Linked DNA regions of Homo sapiens: region 1 is linked to region 2. A link is a loop called in an ENCODE intact Hi-C map of the cell type or tissue named here. Cell type or tissue: CD4-positive, alpha-beta T cell. All regions are shown on one strand. Each heading gives the region's core, and the rest is flanking DNA. Links, peaks and the distances in the headings are about the cores only. Region 1 has its middle 66 kb from the start of SLC35G1. Region 2 overlaps PLCE1 (phospholipase C epsilon 1).

Evidence for each region. Hi-C counts contacts between places; a loop is a spot of excess contacts. Peaks named below come from ENCODE experiments on the same cell type or tissue, not always from the same donor. Only the 100,000 strongest peaks of a DNase experiment are listed, where the experiment ranks them.
Region 1: a loop joins it to region 2, with 3 times the contacts of the local background. A loop is called at or near these places in 22 of 110 quality-filtered maps.

What each region holds. Positions count from the first base shown.
Region 1 is chr10:93,823,269-93,833,673 of GRCh38, reverse strand. No RefSeq gene overlaps it. Among named protein-coding and RNA genes, the nearest start is that of SLC35G1, 66 kb to the left of the region's middle. In CD4-positive, alpha-beta T cell, for the core only: no CTCF peak of the experiment used is centred there; a DNase peak (open chromatin) is centred at 6,433.
Region 2 is chr10:94,315,141-94,325,545 of GRCh38, reverse strand. PLCE1 (phospholipase C epsilon 1) reads right to left here. Exons shown (of 33, transcript NM_016341.4): 29 at 8,790-8,999; 30 at 3,487-3,645; 31 at 979-1,197; 32 at 442-654. The coding sequence ends at 466. It also overlaps a transcript of NOC3L not described here. Among named protein-coding and RNA genes, the nearest start is that of PLCE1-AS1, 33 kb to the right of the region's middle. In CD4-positive, alpha-beta T cell, for the core only: CTCF peaks have their summits at 4,872 and 5,071 (motif pointing right); a DNase peak (open chromatin) is centred at 5,075.

The sequences.
Region 1 (10,405 bases), core at 1,710-9,709, 490 kb after region 2:
TACATGGTGTTAAGGCTACAGGTGTGCAGAGGGCAAGAGTTGAGGCTTGGGAGCCTCCACCTAGATTTCAGAAGATGCATGGAAAAGCCTGGAAGTCCAGGCAGAAGGCTGTTGCAGGGGTGGAGCCCTCATGGAGAACCTCTACTAGGGCAATGCAGAGGGGAAATGGATTGGAGCCTTCACACAGAATCCCAGTTGGGTCACTGCTTAGTGGAGCTGTGAGAAGAGGGCCACCTTCCTCCAGACCCCAGAATGGTACATCCACCAGCAGCTTGCTCCCTGCAACTGGAAAAGCTGCAGGAATTCAATGCAAGCCCTTGAGAGCAGCTATGGGGCAGAGCCTTGCAGAGCCACGGGGACAAGCTGCTCAAGGCCTTGGTAACCCATCCTTCATACCTGGATGTGATACATGGAGTCAAAAGAGATTATTTTGGAGCTTTAGGATTTAATGCCTGCAATTCTGGATTTTGGACTTGCATGGGGCCTGTAGCCCCTTTTCTTTGGCAGATTTCTCCCTTCTGGAATGGGAGTATTTACTCAATGCCTATACCCCCCATTGTATCTTGGGAGTTATTAACTTATTTTTGATTTTATAGGCTCATAGGTGGAAGGGACTAGTCTTGTCTCAGATGGGACTTTGGACTTTTGAGTTAATGCTGGAATGAGTTAAGACTTTGGGGGACTATTGGGAAGGCATGATTGTATTTTGTAATATGAGAAGGCCATGAGATTTGGAGGAGTTAGAGGTAAAATAATATGGTTTGGATCTGTGTCCTCACCCAAATCTCATGTTCAATTGTAATCCCCAATGTTAGAGGTGGGGCCTGATGGGAGGTGATTAAATCATGGGGGTGGTTTTTAATAGTTAAGCACCATCTTCCTAGTGCTGTTCTCATGATAGAGTTCTCATAAGATCTGGTTGTTTAAAAGTGTGTAGTACCTCCCCCATCTCTCTCTTCTTCCTGCTCTGGCCATGTAAGAGGTGCCTGCCTCACCTTCACCTTCTGCCATGATTGTAAGTTTCCTGAGACCTCCCCAGAAGCTGAGCAGAAGACGTAATGCTTCCCGTACAGCCTGTAGAACCATGAACCAATTAAACCTCTTTTCTTTGTAAATTACCCAGTCTCAGATGTCTCTTCATAGCTGTGCAAAGATAGATTAATATATCTTCTCTGCTTATTTTTTTCCTTAACACTTGTCACAATCTAGCAGAGCATATATTTTACTTATTTATCTTATTCATTGTCTGTCTTCACCACCAAAATGCAAGCTCCAAGGAGACAGAGGTCTTTTTTCACTGCTGTTTCTGTCATATCTAAATCATAGCAGGTACTTTAAAAATATTTTTTGAATGAATGGATTGTGCTAGGTTCTGTTAGGAACAAAGAGGCTTTGAAGTCAAGAAACATCATTCAGTGATGACATAAGGCCTTCAATTCAAATAACATTAAAAAGAAATGAATGAATCAAGACACAAGTTTCCACATCAATAACAGAAACACAAAGAGCCTACCTCAACCTAATTAACCAACTTATAGATTTAACAACCTTGAAATTCCTTAACATTTCTTTCAAAGGAGCAGATTATTTAGCAGCTTCCTTTTTAAAACCAGGGAACATAATTATAGATACATAGACTTCAGAAGGGTAAAGGATTTACAAGTCATATTTGCATGTTTTTAGGAAAATTCTGGTTTTTGCAGGTCTGAAGAAATGAGCCATTGAGACATTCAAAACAATTAAACCAAGGATGCAGATAACTACATTTAATATTATGATCTTACTTACTGGGAAGTTGTGTGCAGACAATTTCACTGACTTACGGGAGCTTTCAAAATTCTATTTTCCAGTTATTTTATCTTTGACTGAACTCTGAGTTTTTAGTGATTAATTAAATTTGTTTTTTTTGCCACCTAAATTTTAACAAAATATTCCATCAGACAAGTAGATTGTGGCAAGTGTTATTTAGGTTTTTTAAAATAAGTTTTTACTCATTAGAAAGGCTCACAAGTTTTTTTCTGAGATAACATTTAAGAGAAAGTCACACATTTGAGTTTTTCATGCTAAAACGTTTCAAAATGTAAAGTTTAGGCTGGGCACAGTAGCACATACCAGTAATCTCAGCACTTTGAGAGGGTAAGGCGGGAGGATCGCTTGAGCCCAGGAGTTCAAGACAAGCCTGGGCGACATATTCAGACCCTGTCTCTACAAATAGTATAAAAATTAGCCAGGCATGGTGGTATGTGCCTGTAGTCCCAGCTACTTGGGAGGCTGAGGTGAGCGGAGCAGTTGAGCCCAGGAGGTTGAGGCTACAGTGAACCAAGGTTGCACCACTGCACTCCAGCCTGGAGAGGAGAGAGAGAGAGAGAGAGAGAGAGACAGAGACAGAGAGAGAGAGAGACAGAGAGAGAGAGAGAGAGAGAGAGAGAGAGAGAGACCCTGTCTCTAAATAAAGCAAAATAAAATAAAATGTAAAGTTTATGAAGAATTAATACCTTTCACCCCTTGCATTTACATTGGATATTGACTGACTTGCTGTTTTTTCTCAGTGTCAAATCAGAAAACCCTCTGCTGCAGTTTGAGGAAAAGTCTTCAAATGTTCAACTTTTGTGTTTTTCTGCACTGAACTTGCATAGATGAGTGGCTTTTAAAATGTAGTTCAGGACTTACAAAGTGGTCCACATGGATTCTGGGGAATGGTGCAAATCGGGGGCCCCTGCAGCATTAATGTTTCTGGTATGGATTAACAAACATTAAAGGCATTTAATGTAAACATTTAAGTTCATTAATTCATTCATTCAAAAACTGTTGTATTGAGTACTTACTAAATGCCAAGCACAATGCTAGGTGAGGGATTATAGCTGTGAACAAAACAGACATGGACTAGCTCTCATGGAGTTTACTTTCTAGTGTGGAGAAAGATACCAAACAGGCAAATAAATGAGAGATAATTTTAAATATATGACTTGCATTCTAAACAAAATAAAACAAATAAAACGGTGTGATGTGATAAGAGTAATAGAGTGGGGTGGGAGAGATTTGGTGCTTAAGGACAGCCTCTCTGAGAAGGTGACATGTGCTAAGACCTGAATGACAAGAAGAAAATTAGTCCCAAAAGATGGACTGAGATGAACTGTCGATCTCAGCTTTTCATGCCTGAAAAATTGTAATCAATTATCAAACTTATTTTTAATTCTTCCCTACATGTACCTGCTGCCCCAGCCAGGCGTATGTCAAGAGTGACAACCTTCACCTCACCCCTCCATGGAGGTGACACATTCTTCAAAAGCCAAATGTCTTGATGCCTTCTTAGTCATAAATATTACTGTTTCTTAAATAATAGTAAAGGGCAGGGGAGACAATTTTTTTGGCATTTCTTGGCATCTGGGGAAAACCATCCACCTATTCCATGCACCTTTAGCCTGGGGAAAAGGGAATAGAGTGTTATGTGAGGAAGACTTCAGCAAAGGTCTAAAACATGAAGGTGAGTTTTTGGACTCCAATGTTCAGCTGACTGGGGCACCAATCTGTGAACTGACAATAGTTATTTAGTGTTCTGTATTCATGCACTGAGATCTGATTAAACCCTTTGGAAGATTCCTTCTCTTATTTCCAGTGGAACATCTTGCAGCAGGAACCTGAGGCTCCATGTTGAAGCTAGGTTCCTGCATCTGCCACCTGGATCTTAAGCCACCTTGTCACTGAGTTTCAAGACCCTTCTAACAGTAAGTGCCTCCTATGACATGTGATATGGTTTGGCTGTGTCCCCACCCAAATCTCACCTTGAATTGTAATAATCCCCATATATCAAGGCAGGTGGAGATAATTGAATCATGGGGGTGGTTTCCCCCATACTGTTCTCGTGGTAATGAATAAGTCTCACGAGATCTGATGGTTTTATAAAGGGGAGTTCACCTGCACATGCTCTCTTGCCTGCTGCCATGTAAGATGTGACTTTGCTCCTTATTCACCTTCTGCCATGATTGTGAGGCCTCCCCAGCCATGTGGAACCATGAGTTAATTGAATCTCTTTCCTTTATAAATTACCCAGTCTTGGTATGTCTTTATTAGTAGCATAAAAAACAGATTAATACAACATGCTTATCCTGCCTCTAAGCCTGTAGACTCAGTTATTCTAGAATGCTCAAGCCTTTCCAATGGGCCTGTGCAAACGTTGCCTGTCATTTAAAGCTATCTCCTCCCTAAAGTCTTTCCCAGTGACTCTGACTTCTCACAGCCCCTGTTGTGGTCAGCATAATATTCTCCTTGGCTATGACTTCGTAGACCTGCATTCTTTTAAACTCTGCTCCCAGAGACTATGATGATCAGCCTGGTCCAGGAACTTACTTTCCATCTGAAGGAGATTCAAGGGGAAAGAGAAAGAGAGTGGCCAAACAGATAGAGACAGGACTGATTCTCTGCTTTCTACAGTTCTTGGTTGACTTCAGAGACAGGCCTTCCTAATTTGGATCAAACTGGTCTTTCTAGTTCAAGGCCACAGGTCATAGTATGGAAGCTTCTTAAACTTTAGGAGCAGAAGAATCACTTAGGAGGCTTACTACAAATGCAAATTTCCAGGGGTCAGCCCCAGAGGTTCTCCTTCAGTAAATCTGGTGAGTCCTGAGAATCTGCATTTATACAAGCACCCCCAGGTAATTGAGATATTGCTTATCTGTGAACATTTTGTAAAATACTTGCATAATGAAGTGCAAGGAACCATTGCCCACCTCTGCCTCTTCTGTGTAACAGGGTTCTCTATTGTAAGACAGGATCCTAAAATTCTAGTTCATCCAACAAACATTTATTTAATCCAATGTCATACTAGGCATACAGATTAGGCCATAAAAATATTTGGGACATACCTATACTAAAAAGGTATTAGTTGCTTATCTCAAATTCAAATTTAACCAGGCATTTTGTATTTTACTTGGCATTGCCAGGTGGCATGGGGCTGGGAGGAATTGCTGCAATTTGGGTCCTCTGGCAGGCAGACTGAGATGGAGTTCACTGCTCAGGATGTTTATTAGGAAGCACCCTTGAAATCAACACATGTGGAAGAGAGAAGGAAGCTAGATCAGGCTGAGAAAGAAGGCAAATTGAGATGCAGGCCCAACATCCTTGACCAGTCCAACAGGTGGCTGTGAGCCAAAAAGCATCAGAATTGCTCTGCAATGGACTGAAATAGCTGGGACTTTATACGCCGGCTTTCATCCATTACTGAGTACAAGCCATCCCAGGAAGAGTGTAACACTAGGCAAGGCAGCTCTTTGCAGCTGAGGCAGGAGCTGAAGGGGCAGCAGCACTCTTAGCAGCCAGGTAAGTCCTTCTTTGAGTGGGGATCCCTCTTCTTTGAAGGCAGGGAATCTCAGCCGGGTGCGATGGCTCATGCCTGTAGTCACAGCACTTTGAGGGACCGAGCTGGGTAGATCAGTTGAGGTCAGGAGTTTGAGACCAGCCTGGCCAACATTGTGAATCCATCTCTACTAAAAATACTATATATATATCTAAATTAGCTGGGTGTGGTGGTGGGCGCCTGTAATCCTAGCTACTCTGGAGGCTGAGGCAAGAGAATCACTTGAACCCAGGAGGCAGAGGCTGCAGTGAGCTGAGATTGTGCCACTGCACTCCAGCCTGGGTAACAGAACAAGAGTTTGTCTCAACACACATGCACACACACACACACACCCCACAAAAATGTAGTGAATCTCTGTGGCCCCTACAAGAGTCTGAGATCTAGCTACGAAGCCAGTCTGTGGGTTCCATCCATTAAAAATTAATGTGATCTTATTTTATGCTTGAGAGATCATAACACCTGGATATAGTGGTTACATTGATTCAGCCAGAAGCCTCTGGCCTACAATAGTATACCACCGCTGGCTTTTTTGAGCTACTTCACAGTGTGATATTTTTGTGGACACCAATTTTCAAACCTCCACAACCCAGAAAATAGAATTGTCCAAAGTGAATGAGTGATTCATGGTGGAAACTCTCAGGGTTTAAGGAACAGAGCTGATGGAAAGCTGTGACAACCAGCTAATCATGAGGTGATCAACGCCTTTCATTCCAACAGTAGATTGTGACCAGGATAGTTTACCTAACACTGTCTCGGGGTTGCTGTATTTCCCATTCTTCATCCACTTATTCAGCCAACTGGTGCTAATTGACCTTTGGGCACAGAAATAAGAGCTCTTATTCCTTACGTATAGAATTCCTGAAAGCTTCCTATTATTAATAGGACAGCTTGAGTGAAGATGGAAAGGTTGTTCTTGATACTTAATATGTTTAGGTATTTCACTTTTTCATATCTTCCAATGCCTCATTTGCCTTTCTTTGAAGCATCACAGCCTCTCTTTCCTCTACATCAATAATTTATATATTTAAAAAAACCGCACTGGTTTCCATAGCAACTTCAAAGGTGAACAGCTCATCTAGGCCAGGAGGATCTTCAGAAACTGTTTATGATAAAATCACCAGGTCTTCTAGAGAAAAAAAAAAAAAAGCCAGCGACTTAAAACATTTAAAAGCTAACACTGTGGGAGAATACCTCCCCCCAAAACATGCGCGCATGCACACGCACACGCACACACACATACACACACACACGAGAGAGAGAGAGAGAGAGAAAGAGAGTGGCCTGATGGTGTACTGTGGAATTTGGTGCATTCTGGCATCTTTTTACAGTGTGGGAATGGGGCACAATTCCCTTAGCGACGTAGGCACAACACTATGCTGGGGGATGTGGGACTGGAGAAAAGGAATGAACCCTAACAAAAATGAGAATAATATTTTCCTGCTATAAAGTTTCATGGGGACCTCTTGGGTGCCCAGGGCTGAGTTCCTCATCTTTGTCAAATGTTGGAAGAATGCTTAAGATTCGATTATCATATTTCTGATTTTGTAGAGGAAGAATACAGGCTTAGAGAAAAATGGTATTTTGGAGAGCAAAGGCCAGAAGAACAGAAAATAGAGAGAAGGCGGGTGGCCATGAAAATGTACCACTCAGGTCTCCTACTGTGAAGAGCAAAATTGCCTGACTGGCCCCAGGTGCTGCTTCCGGATTCAGCACCACAATGTGCTGAGCCACACTCCCCAGGGGGCTGATCCCTGGGACGGCTGAGCATAGCAGAGGCACTAAGGCAAGCCCACTCCAGCAAGAGGCGTGTGGCTCTGACTCGAGGACTGTGGTTTGAGACGCTTCCTCCCCAGTGCTCCTTCCTGTCCAATTTCTTTCCCTGGGAGTCAGCCTGCATTATAGTCTGAAACTCGTCCAGCCTTCTCCCTTCCTCAATAATTCTTCTTGTGTGTCTGATTCTTCAAAAACATCTGTTTCTAGTGAACCCAAACTAGGGCACATATCATTTGAAATGGACAAAACACAGAGAAGAGTTAAGATGCATTTTGAATATGCTGGCCAAAGTCATCTTGGTCTTTAAAGGAGTGAAGAATGAAGTGAGCCTCGTGGTTCATTAAGAATTCAGCCAAATGGATGCTCAGCACCTTGGGCAGACAACTGTGTGCAGTCCATGTGCTCATGATCAAACTTGAACAACTGCTCCTTAAATTCAATGGGTGTTGACACATAATGTTAGTGACCAAACTTTAGGGAGCAGAAGGAAAACAAAATGCCAAACTTCTTTTTTTTTTTTTTTTTTTTAGATGGAGTCTCGCTCTGTCACCCAGGCTGGAGTGCAGTGGCATGATCTCGGCTCACTGCAACCTCCACCTCCCGGGTTCAAGCCATTCTCCTGCCTCAGGCTCCCGACTACAGGTGTGTGCCACCATGCCTGGCTTAATTTTTTGTATTTTTAGTAGAGACGGGGTTTCACCATGTTGGTCAGGCTGGTCTCGATCTCCTGACCTCATGACCCGCCCTCCTTAGCCTCCCAAAGTGCTGGGATTACAGGTGTGAGCCACTGCGCCTGGCCACAAAATGCCAAACTTCTTAAAAGAATAGCTTGAGTGTGTGATTCGCTTCATTGGTCTCTGTGTAACATTATAGTTTGTATAATATATAATTATATTAGAAAGCTGGATTTTCTTCCACAAATATCCCGGTATGTCTTCATTTTCCCCCTCTTTCATCCCTATGATCACGAATCACCTGAAGCCCTCATTGTTTATTACCAGACTTACTTCAACAGTCTCCTGTTGGTCTTCCTGCCTCCTTCCTCCAAGCTCCTGGGACTGGACAGTTGATTTTTCTAAACCACAGATTTGACTACATCAACCCTATGCTTAAAACCCTCCAGAGGCTCCTGCTCATTTCTTTCAAAATAAAACTGAACTCTTTAATTTGGCTTATGAGACCTTCAACGAGGCAGGTGACACCCTCTGGGTTCCACTCTCTTTACTCCTCAGCCAGACACAGGAGTTTCTTGGACTCTTAAGAGCCCTTCTTTAGAGTAGCTTGGCATATCCTGATGAAGTCCAGAGAGAGAAAGGCATGTCTCAGAGAGAACTGTGGGTGTTACTTTTGGCACATTGGGTATATATATATATATATATATATATATATATATATATATATATATATGTATGTATACCTGACCATATTTTTGAGTGACTGATACCAATTTACCACATACACCATGGGATATTTCCATTAATAAATTCAGGTGTTTTTTTTTCTTCCTGGAAAATTTTCTTAGATTATACTTTTTTAACATCAACTTTTTTTTTTTTTTTTTTTTTTTTTTTGAGACAGGGTCTCACTCTGTGGCCCAGGCTTGTGCAGTGGCGTGATCTCAGCTCACTGCAACCCCCGCCTCCTGGATTCAAGTGATTCTTCTGCTTCAGCCTCCAGAGTAGCTGGGATTACAGGCACATGCCACCACACCCAGCTAATTTTTCTACTTTTCGTAGATGTGGGGTTTCTCCATGTTGGCCATGTTGATCTCGAACTCCTGACCTCAGGTGATCCACCTACCTGGGCCTCCCAAAGGCCTGAGATTACAGGTGTGAGCCACTGCACCCGGCCAACATCAACTTTTTGAAGTTTAACTCACATATATAAATATGTACCAATTTTAAATATACAGTTTAATAATAATAATTATTATTATTTTTTGAGACACAGTCTCGCTCCATCGCCTAGGCTGGAGTGCAGTGGCATGAACTCGACTCACTGCAACCTCTGCCTCCTGGGTTCAAGCAGTTCCACCACCTCAGCCTCCCAAGTAGCTGGGATTACAGGGGCGTGTCACCACGCCCAGCTAATTTTTGTATTTTAGTAGAGATGGGGTTTCACCATGTTGGCCAGGCTGGTCTTGAATTCCTGACCTCAAGTGACCCACCTGCCTCAGCCTCCCAAAGTGCTGGGATTACAGGTGTGAGCCACTGTGCCCAGCCCAGTTTAATAAATTTTAAAAATGTATATGTTCATGTTACCTTTACCACCAAGATAATACATTTCATTATCTAAAAAAACTCCCTCCTGGCCCTTTGTCTTCATCCCCCCTACCCAAACAATCACTAACTGAGCAGCTTTCTGCTGCTGTAAATAAGATTTACCTTTTGTCAAATTTCATACAGTAGGTACTCTTTTGTGTCTGGCATCTCTGACTCGGAATAATATTTTGAGGTTTATCCTTGCTGCTGCATTGCTGGGTCAATTGTTCATTACTTTTATTACTGAGTGTATGCCACAATGTGTATCCTTTTACTTTTGATAGGCCTTAGGTTATTCTAGTTTTTTTTTTGCTGTTATAAATAAAACTGCTATTAACATTTGTATACAAGCCTTCTTGTAGACACGTTTTTATGTTTATCAGGTAAAAGGTAGGAATGTAATTGCTGTATTGTATGGTAACTGTGGGTTCAACCTTATAAGAAGCAGACAAATTATTTTCCAAAGGGGTTGTAACATTTTGCCTTCTCGACAGCAACATATGAGAGTTTCAGTTGCTTCATATCCTGGCCAACCCTTGGTATCATCAGTTTTGATCATTTTGGCCATTCTAGTGAGTGTGTATTGGCATCTCATTGTGGTTTTACTTTACAGCTCCTTGATGACCAACAAGGGTGAGCATCTTTTCATGTGCATATTGGACATTCATTATCATCTTTTGTAAAGTATTTCAACATAGCCAATGTTAAAAATTGGGTAGTTTGTCTTATTACTGAGTAATAACAGTTCTTTATATATTATGCATACAAGTTTTTGGTCGTATGTATGTGTTATGAATATTTTCTCTCATCATGTGGCCTATTTCATTAATAATGGTATATTTGAAAGAGAGAAGTCTACAATTTTGATGAAGTTCAATTTATCATTTTCTATTTTTGTTTTTCATGCCCAATCTAAGAAATCTATTTTTTATTTATTTATTTTTTGAGACAGGGTCTCACTCTGTCACCCAGGCTGGAATGCAGTAACACGATCATGGCTCACTGCAGTCTTGACCTC
Region 2 (10,405 bases), core at 876-8,875:
TCAGCTCACTGCAACCTCTGCCTTCCAAGTTCAAGTGATTCTCCTGCCTCAGCCTCCCCAGTAGCTGGGATTATAGGCATGCACCACCATGCCCAGCTAATTTTGTATTTTTAGTAGAGACGGGGTTTCTCCATGTTGGTCAGGCTGGTCTTGAACTGACCTCAGGTGATCTGCCTGCCTTGGCCTCCCAAAGTGCTGGGATTACAGGCATGCGCCACCACGCCCAGCCTCTTTCCCTTTTTCTTTATAGGCGGTGTTCAATAGCATATCATGTTACACATATCTTCAGAGCCCTTTTCCTGTTTTAAGGTCCCATTCCTACCTGCCTTCAAGGGACATCCTCCTGTTGGAAAAGATAAAAGACATTGTACTAATTATGCCTTCCTTACAAAGTAGTTTAAGTTAAGCCCTGTTCCAGGATGGTGCAATGACTTACTATACCTGGGTTAAACATGCTGCCCTTAGTCACTGTCGGTAATCCATTGTGTCACTGGAGGACAAGCCACCCACAGGTTTCTCCTCCTTGGTTTGGATACTTTCTGAGGTCAAGAGCTGAGAAGGTGATGTAAGTCCTCGGGGCTGTTTAGTTGACTTGGTGAGCTTCTTGAGTTCACTTGCGAAAGAAATGCCTTTCTTTTTATCTTCTCGAGATGCCTGTGGGAACAAAGAACCTTCCATTGGTGTTAGGTTAAACTCAGGTTCCTCTGTCACATGACACTATTTCAGAAGAGCGCTTTCCTCTTCTCTCTAGAGCTTTGGAGAGAGTAGGGCTGAGGAGCTCCCCTCTAGGACTGCTTAACCGCAAGCTCGGCCACATGTTTTTTCACACAGTGAAAACAAAGCCAAACAATTTTCTCCTAACTCCATTCCTTGACTCAGGAACTTTCTCCTAAATTTCACCAGCTTCCAGATCTGGCTACAGTGTAATTATGGGTATCAGATAACTTAAGAACAGAGCAAAATAACTTTAAACTTTACCTGCACCTGCTCCTTTAGCTTAAGGATGAATTTTCCTGCACCTTTCCACTTGCTTTGGGCTTGAAACACACACTCCTGATCCAGAAGGACCCGCTGAGAGGACTTTGGTGTGGTAGTCTTCTTGTTGGTAGTGTCTTTCACCACCTCTTCCAAAAGCACATAGTCGCTTGGATTGGGGTTGCTCAGGATGCTGTAGGAATATTTGGCTTTGCATAAGGTCTGAAAGGTAAGTTATGATCAACTGAATAAAGACACAGAATCTCCAACATTTGCATTCATTCTATATGAAACTTTAAGGTGGAAAAATGGCCCAGACTAGAGATGAAGGGGATCTTCCAGATCATTTCATCCAACTCATTTTGCAGTTGTATAGTTGTAGCTTGTAATGTAATTTCCCACGTTACCTCATTTAGCTTTGCAACAGTCTATGAATTAGGTGTTATTATCCTGAATTTCAGACGAGGAAGCTTATACTTAAGACAGGTTAAGTAGATTCCAGGATATATACAGCTATAATAGTAACAATAAAGGTCTGAACCAGATTTTCTGCATGTACCAGCGCTCACAGACATGAAAGTCAGCCAGTGAGGAATAGAATCTTGCTCTTCAGGAGCGTCTCTGTCCCACTGGGCTATCTCTATCACAGAGTCTTGGATGTTGAAAGAATTTTAGAAGTCAACTGATCTCTCTTTTCATTTAATATAAGAATGTCTTTCATTGATGCATTTGTTAATTCATTAAATGTTTAGTGAGGGCCAATTATGTCCCAGATACTGTGCTGTACTTTTAGGGGAGACAAAGATAAGTTAAAGAAATGTAAGTCTGGGCCCTTTGGAATTCAAAGTCAGTTGAATAAGATGGCTAATATTAACTAAGTTATCATACAGTAAGAACAGCAAGTAACCCTTAAGTAATGTTTACCATTTGCTAGGCATTGTATTAAACATCTTACATATACTTAACCTTCAAGGAAAGTACTATCATACTATCTCCATATTGTCTATGTGGTGGTCTATGTGGTGACTTACCATGTAGTGTTTTGCTGGAGCCAACGGGAATAGTCTGGTGAAATCAGATATGGTAGGGGCATTTACACAAAAGAAATAAATAAGGGCTTTTATCTTTCTTTTACAAAGAGCTGGTTTACCAGCACACTACTATAACTAAGGCACAGATCTGAGCTTTTACTCCAGGTCTCAGAAGTAGAGCTGGGATTTGAATCTAACACAGCTTGATCTAGGGTCTGTGCTCTTAATTGTTGTGTTGTATGTCTTCTCAAATAGGTGTTTGATGAATGGCCTACCCTAACAAGGCTATGAAGGAAGCAAACTTCTCTGAAACCATGTAAACTCTCAGAGAAGCGTGATTTAGAGGAGGGGAGAGGATCAGAGTAGGCCTCCTACTTGTCCTCTGTAGGATCCTTGAGAGATGGTCAGTACCTACTGGCTTAGGTATTTCTGGGACCATGACATTGTCACTGCAGAGTCACTTCCTAAATCCATTATTATCAATGCTTTATAGAGATCCAAACTCACTGTAGATACTAAGTGTCTGTTGAAGGAATGAATTAATATTTCCAAGATTTTAAACTTTTAAAATTTGTTTTTGTTTGAGACAGGGTCTGGCTGTGTTGCCCAGGCTGGAGTAAAGTGGCACGATTTTGGCTCATTGCAAACCTCTGCCTCCCAGGCTCAAGCGATCCTCCTATCTCAGCCTCCTGAGTAGCAGGGACTACAGGTGCATGCTACCATGCCTGGCTAATTTTTGTACTTTTTTTTTTTTTAGACGAAGTTTCACTCTTGTTGCCCAGGCTGACGCGCAATGGCATGATCTCGGCTCACTGCAACCTCTGCCTCCCGGGTTCAAGCGATTCTCCTGCCTCAGCCTCCCAAGTAGCTGGGATTACAGGTGCCTGCCACCACGCCCAGCTAATTTTTGTATTTTTAGTAGAGATGGGGTTTCACCATGTTGGCCAGGCTGGTCTCGAACTCCTGACCTCAGGCAATCCACCCGCCTTGGCCCCACAAAGTGTTGGGATTACAGGCGTGAACCCCCGTGCCCAGCAATTTTTGTACTTTTTGTAAAGACAGGGTTTTGCCATGTCAGCCATGCTGGTCTCAAACTCATGAGCTCAAGTGATCTGCCCCCCTCAGCCTCCCAAACTGCTGGGATTACAGGTGTGAGCCACTGGGTTGGTTGTTTTTTTTTTCAATTAGAGACAGGGCCTCACTCTGTCATCCAGGCTGCAGTGCAGTGGCCAGTCATAGCTCACTGCAGCCTCCAACTCCTGTGCTCAAGTAATCCTCCTGCCTCAGCTTCCTAAAACTGGGATTACAGGCATGAGCCACCATGTGAGGCAATTTCCCAGCCTTAAGAGGCACACACTCCCCTTTGAGGTCCCTGTTGTTGAGGAACTTCACTCATAAAATGAGCCATCAGTGCACAGACATTTGTTCCAATAATTTATGCTGAGGAAAGGACTCAGGTGAGGAAGGGAGAGGCTTTTACCTGCTGAATGACATCCTGTGCAGTGCTGACGCGGGGTGCTTTGATGACTGTTCGAGGTTGCTCTGGAGAAACATCATGCACTTGGACAAAGAAACTCTCCTCCTCTGAGCTCAAGATCACCTCTTTGTCATCTTGAACAATGTTTTTCTCTTCTAGGTTCTATGTTTAAAAAGAAAAAATGTGAGTAAATAATAGGTTTATGCAGAATAAAGAAAGACAAATCTAGCAAAAATCTGAGCTTGTATCTTGGTGATGTAGAAACTTCTTAGCTTAATATCTCATATACTATGTTATTATTTCATAAACTGTTCTAAAAGGATATACCTATCTCCTGAGAGGAGGAAACTACTGTGCTTCTGATGATGTTGATAGATCCATAACAAGCCAATTTATCTGCTCCTATTAGCTGTGGGTTTTTTTTTTTTTTTTTCTGAGATGGAGTCTTGCTCTGTTGCCCAGGCTGGAGTGCAGTGGCATGATCTTGGCTCACTGCAGCCTCCACCTCCTGGGTTCAAGCAATTCTCCTGCCTCAGCCTCCTGACTAGCTGGGATTACAGATGTGTGCCACCATGCCTAATTTTTGTATTTTTAATAGAGACAGGGTTTCGCCATGCTGGCCAGGCTGGTCTTGAACTCCTGACCTTGTGATCCACCTGCATCGGCCTCCCAAAGTACCAGGGTTACAGGTGTGAGCCACTGTGCCCCGCCTAGCTGTGGATTTTGAGAGTCCAAGTTGACTGTAGGTAAATTTGTAGAAAGACAATATACCATTTTGCCAATTAGCAAAAGCCAAATAAGAACACAGTAAATTGTATTTAAAAGAAAGCTCACCCATTTCCACAGACGTTGAGCATTTAAGAAATGCTAGACATCTGAAATATAAACCATGAAATTGACAGGTTGGGTGAACAAAACTGCAGTGACAAGGCTGAATGAATGGCTGGAGGTAAGCCACATTGAAACAAATTTTGACAAAATTCACAGTAAAATTATGAGAATTAGATTAATTGGCTTTTTGGTGGATTATGTATCTACAGATATATGTATCTTATTAAAAATTTTCAAACAGTACAGAAGCGTATCAATAAGAAAAACCAAACTTTTCCCATTCTCATCTTTTTTCCTTCTCCCACCTTATTCGCCACAAAATACCCCACTGTCATTGGATAATACATCCTTTTAAACATTTGCTGTGGATGTTCAAATGTATTTTTGTGTATGTGACTATGTAAAGCAACACCCTTGAATTAGGTGAATTTAGATATAATGTGATTGTCAAGCAGCTGCTGCTGTTCTTTGTCCACCACATTTTCAAATGAGGATAGCTTCCCTTTTGCAAGAGGGAGACTTAGTAAAAGGGCAGGGAGAGGTAAAGTAAGTAAACAGTAGACAACCTCATCTCAGCAAGTGAGGTCTTGGCAGGAAAACTCCCTTATCCCCAGAATTCTAGCCTCATCTCTCCAGACCAGGCTACTGAAATGGGTGCTAACTAACTAACCAGAAGAATCCATGAGTTGCTGTCGCTATCTTGGAAGTTCCAACTAGAATTGTACCCATTGATTAAAGTCAGAATAGATAACTGCCACCAGGTGGCGCCAAAACTGCAACCAGGGCCAGAAAGGACTGGCTTCTGAAGCTTGCCCCAATCATTTAATTAACTTTGCAATCATGGCCTTATAATTACATGATTTTTTGTTAAATAAATAAAGATATATAATCTATTTTAACTTTTTTCAATGAGTGAAAAAATCCATTTGATTTTTTTCCCATGAATGAATACTCCATTATATAATGGAAGGGGGGGAAGAGATGAGCTATTGTCTCTTTTTACATAAAATGAGATTGTATCCTATGTATACTGTTTTACAACTTGCTTAATAATATGTCATTGCACTGATCATCATATATTTAACCAGTCAGAGAGTAAGATTGAGAGGTAATTCACATGACATAATTTATAATCTTTGTCCCCCAAACCAGGAGGCAAGAAATCAGAAAACCAGAGTTGGCACATAAAATGTCCCAACAACGATGCATTAAGCTTTATTTTTAAGAGAGCACCCTTAGGAGGCTGAGGCAGGAGAGTGGTGTGAACCCGGGAGGCGGAATTTGCAGTGAGCTGAGATCGCGCCACTGCACTCCAGCCTGGGCAATAGAGCCAGACTCCATCTCAAAAAAAAAAAAAAAAAAAAAAAGAGCACCTTTGAGCCTCCCTCAGAGCTTATTTTAAGGTATTTCTAGCCACATTAGTTCGAAGCCACAGGTTATGAACAAAATAACAATAGCCCTCACTTATATCCCTTTTTACTAAGCATTGTTGTACACCTTGTCTGTGTACATGTTTGACATGAGTCTCATGATCATTTCTTTGAGTCAAGTAGGGTAGTTTGTATATAGATTTTACAAATTAGGGCAGTGAGGTTTACAGAAGTTAGGTGGTCTGTTCATTGTGACAATCCTGGTTTACCCAATTTCAAATCCAGTAACAGAAGAGGACACATTGACCACAGGAAGATGTGGTATCTGACAGCTTGAAAGCCCAGGAGACAAGAAAATTATAAAAGGCAGGAGAGATCAGAGGTCACAGAGAGCAACTGAAGAATTTTCATATATGGGCAAACTGCTTATATGTCTTATTAGTTCCATGGGATAAAATAAATGGAAATACTTATAGCCCAAATCTGTCTCCTCTAGTAGTGCCCTCTTACATTCAGTAATTACTGAATTCATTTATTCAATCAGCAATTATTATTTGGGTATCACTATGCACCAGGTAAACCTAGATACACTAAATTTAGTTATCTTTTGAGATATATTTCAGTCATTTCAAAAATTTCCTAACAAAGGCATATAAAGGACAACTTGCCATATTTTACTTATCAGAAAAATCTTGTTAGCCTTCCCTTCTGATTTATGCCCCTTTTTCTTCAAAATGCCTTCCTTTACCAGCCTTTTGGAAGCATATTCCTGAGGTCCCTACTGCCTGTTGTCATATACTTTTTTTTGTTTTTAAAGATGAAGTCTTGCTCTGTCACCCAGGCTGGAACACAGTGGTGTAATCTTGGCTCACTGCAACCTCTGCCTCCTGGGTTCAAGTGATTCTCCTGCCTCAGCTTCCTGAGTAGCTGGGACTACAGGTGCCTGCTACCACGCCCTGCTAATTTTTGTATTTTTAGTAGAGATGGAGTTTTGCCATGTTGGCCAGGCTGGTCTCAAACTCCTGAGCCTGCCTTGGCTTCCCAAAGTGCTGGGATTACAGGTGTGAGCCACCGTGCCCAGCTTGTTGTGGTATACATTTAAATTGCATTTGGGTGTCCCTCACCTCCCCAGCTCCTCTGAGCATAAAATGAAGCTTCCTGTGACACTCAGCAGCCAGCCTGTCTTCCCTCTAGCCTACCCACTGCCTCCTGCTCCTCCCAAGGTGCTGAGTGTGGGTGATCCACAAGGATGGACACAATTTCAGCTTGGGTAGCACAGGATGGTGGAAAGAACACTGACCTGGAAGCCATAGACTTGAGTTCTTTCTACTTCTAACCCTGTCATGATTTCACCTCTCTGAATCTATTTCCTTAAGTGTAAAATGGTTTCCATTATATCATTCAACATAGTGTTTGAGGGCTTTCAACGCTGTAAATCATACACAAGTATGAGGTTTACAAATTTACTGATTTTCTGACATCGCTTAGAGGATACATACTTTTTACATGTAGCTAATTAATAAGGCAAGACAATTTAGGAACAGGACAAAAATTTAGACATTAAAGATGGCTTCAAAAGTACAGCTAAGCCCTCTGATATTTTATCATAAAGTGATTATTATTAGGGTTGCCTGGTCTCTGTCTTAGCAATTAGTGTGTCTTAATAGGGAGAGAAGGCTGGGGAGACAATTACATTTTTTTGCTTAAATTAAATGCCCTTTCATTGTCTCAGGCAAGGTCAGGGAAAGAAGGCAGTGGCTCTGGGCTCTAGAGTTGATGCTAGAGCTCTGTAGAGGCTTTAGGTCACATTCACTCACTGTGACTAGAAAGTGAAAACACACAATGGTTAAAATTGGCTATTATCTTCACTGTGCCCTAGCAAGCATGGGCCTGAGGCACCTTCTATCAGGCAAGCACTATTACATGCCCCAAAGGAGCAGATCATGTGCCCAGAACAGGGCTTGGTACATATTAGGTGCTCAATATTTATGTAATCAAATTGTTGAATAGACTCAACTGCTTGACTATCAACATGTCATGACGCATGACTGTCTATGCTAGAGAAATGACCTTATATGTCATTCTTAAGTTAGTAGGGTTTTCTCAGTTAATTCAGGGAAAAAAAAAAGTGCTTCATCAATTAAGTCAAACAGGAGCCAATCAGTTTGGAGTCAACATGGCAGTTGTTGCATCCTTTCCTTCCCAGGAATGATCATGGGAATCTTAGCACACGTAATATAAATTGTTACTAATTCTGACTCAGGCCAAGATATTATTCTTACTTTGTATGAAGTTCTGGAATATTTTCAAAGAAATATTATTATTTTACTTGTAAGCATGGAAGCTTCTATTAGCTAAAACTTCTATTAGCTAAAACTGGAAGTCAGTCATCCCCAGAATAGAAAATACCTGCAGGTTTTGCATTATACAGTAATGTGACCCTCACAACGATGTCTTTTCACACATACAAATAAAATACTGGACCCATAGCTGATGACATGCATAAGGAATCTTTGCTTCCTTTATCTTATAAGGTATGTTTTTATTTATTTTTAAAATGGAATAGTTTATTTGTGTGAGAAAACATATTTCCTTGTCTTTTTTTTTGAGACAGAGTCTTGTTCTGTTGCCCAGGCCAGAGCACAATGGCACGATCTCAGCTCTCTGCAACCTCTGCCTCCTGGGTTCAAGTAATTCTCCTGACTCAGCCTCCCTCATGAGTAGCTGGGATTACAGGTGCCTGCCACCACGCCTGGCTAATTTTTGTATTTTTAGTAGAGATGGGGTTTCGCCATGTTGGCCAGGCTGGTCTTGAACTCCTGACCTCAAGTGATCCACCCACCTCGGCCTCCCAAAATGCTGAGATTACAGGCGTGAGCCACCACGCCCGGTCTAAGGGATGTTTTTTAGATTGAATTTCTGTACCTTAGAGATAATATTCTGATTATGTGCAGAAGAATAAAACTGTTCATCCACATTTACTTAAGAAGAATATAAACCAAGTTGCAATTACAAGAAATTCTGAATTTCAGGGAGGTTGTGAGTGGTAAATGGCTAATCACATAATGAGTCGTTACTGTGTAGGCTGCACCCAGACACACTTACTTCCTGCTGGGTTTTTAAGACAATCCTGCCCATGTATCCCTCTTCTGGAAACCAGCTGCTTAAAATTTGCATGATCTCCTCTTCTGGACCAATGGCTCTCTGGAATGGTTGTTTCCTACATTCATTCTTTTCTTTAGATATAAAATATTTTTCTTCCATCAAAAAATAGTCTGTGGTAACAGGTTTGATGTCTTGTTCATTTGTCAGAATCTAAAGAAAAAGTGAAGGCAAACTGAGGAGTGAGGCAAAAACTTAAAACAAATCAACTTTCATGGTGTTCAGATAGGTTTGCTATGCAATTTATAAGTGAAATTTACTCTAGAGTATTGCATAATTCTTTTTGGAAGATCTAAGAATTCTCTTATGTTCAGAATGGATTGTTTATGTTCACTCCGGGCAACGGCACAACTTATTCATAATCCCCAGACAGCATAACTATTTTTTCCCACTGCTGGAATGAGAGCTCCTAGTGAATTAAAAATTTTAGGTTTCTCATTCCATGAACTTAGCCCTTTGTAATCTTGCAACACAGGACTGAGGGCAAATAACCTAGTTTAGTATTTACTAAGATAATCTCTTTTTCTCACATTGGAAATACTCGGTCATCTTCTCATGGAAGGTTTGTAGGGCTAGGTTCTCATGTGGTCTAAGTTCCTGGGAATTCTTCTTTAAATAAACTTCTGACAGTGTGCTTAAAGGGCTTGTTTTCTTTGTTGGCTGCTGACCCTGTGCAGTCAAACAGGGCAGCTGAGACAAAGCCCTGGAACCAGACAGACCTGAGTCTGAGGTCTGCCTTTAATACTTGTTGGCTACGAATTATTGGGTAAGATACTTAATCCCTTGGAGACTGTTTTCCGATCTACACAATGGAAATAGTAGCAATCTTAATTTTGTTTTATGGTTGAAGCATAAATCATAACATGGGTACATTAGGTGAACTCAATAAAGATGAGCCATTATAGTTACTTTTTTTTTTTTTTTTTTTTTGAGACAGAGTCTCCCTCTGTCGCCCAGGCTGGAGTGCAGTGGCGTGATCTCGGCTCACTGCAACCTCCGCCTTCCCAGGCTCAAGTGATTCTCATGCCTCAGCCTCCCGAGTAGCTGGGATTACAGGTGTGCACCACCATGCCTGGCTAATCTTTGTATTTTTAGTGGAGACAGGGTTTCACCATGTTGGCCAGGCTGGTCTCAAATTCCTGACCTCAAGTGATCTGCCCGCCTCGGCCTCCCAAAGTGCCGGGATTACAGGCATTATAGTTTTACCAATGTATTTTCTCACTCATATTGTACAGGTTACTACAAAAGGCTGAATTTGAAGGGAGTAAAGGTCAGTTGCAGTGAAGAAACTCCCTTTGTTGCCTTCCCGTGAGAAGTAGCTTGGTGATGAGAGAAAGCTGCCACCATCTGGTCTGGATTAAGCAAACACCCTTCTCCTCAGGCCCCTGCCAATAAGGCAAAGCCCAGAGCGAACACATCTCACCAGGAGGAAAAGCAGAATGTGATGGACTGAGGGCAGTGGGAGTGAAGGTTCTCAGGAAGACTGAAATCTCTCCACCCCAGCCCTTGGTCTATAAATGATGAAATGCTGTTGACTCAAAAGGGGGCCAAGGCAAATA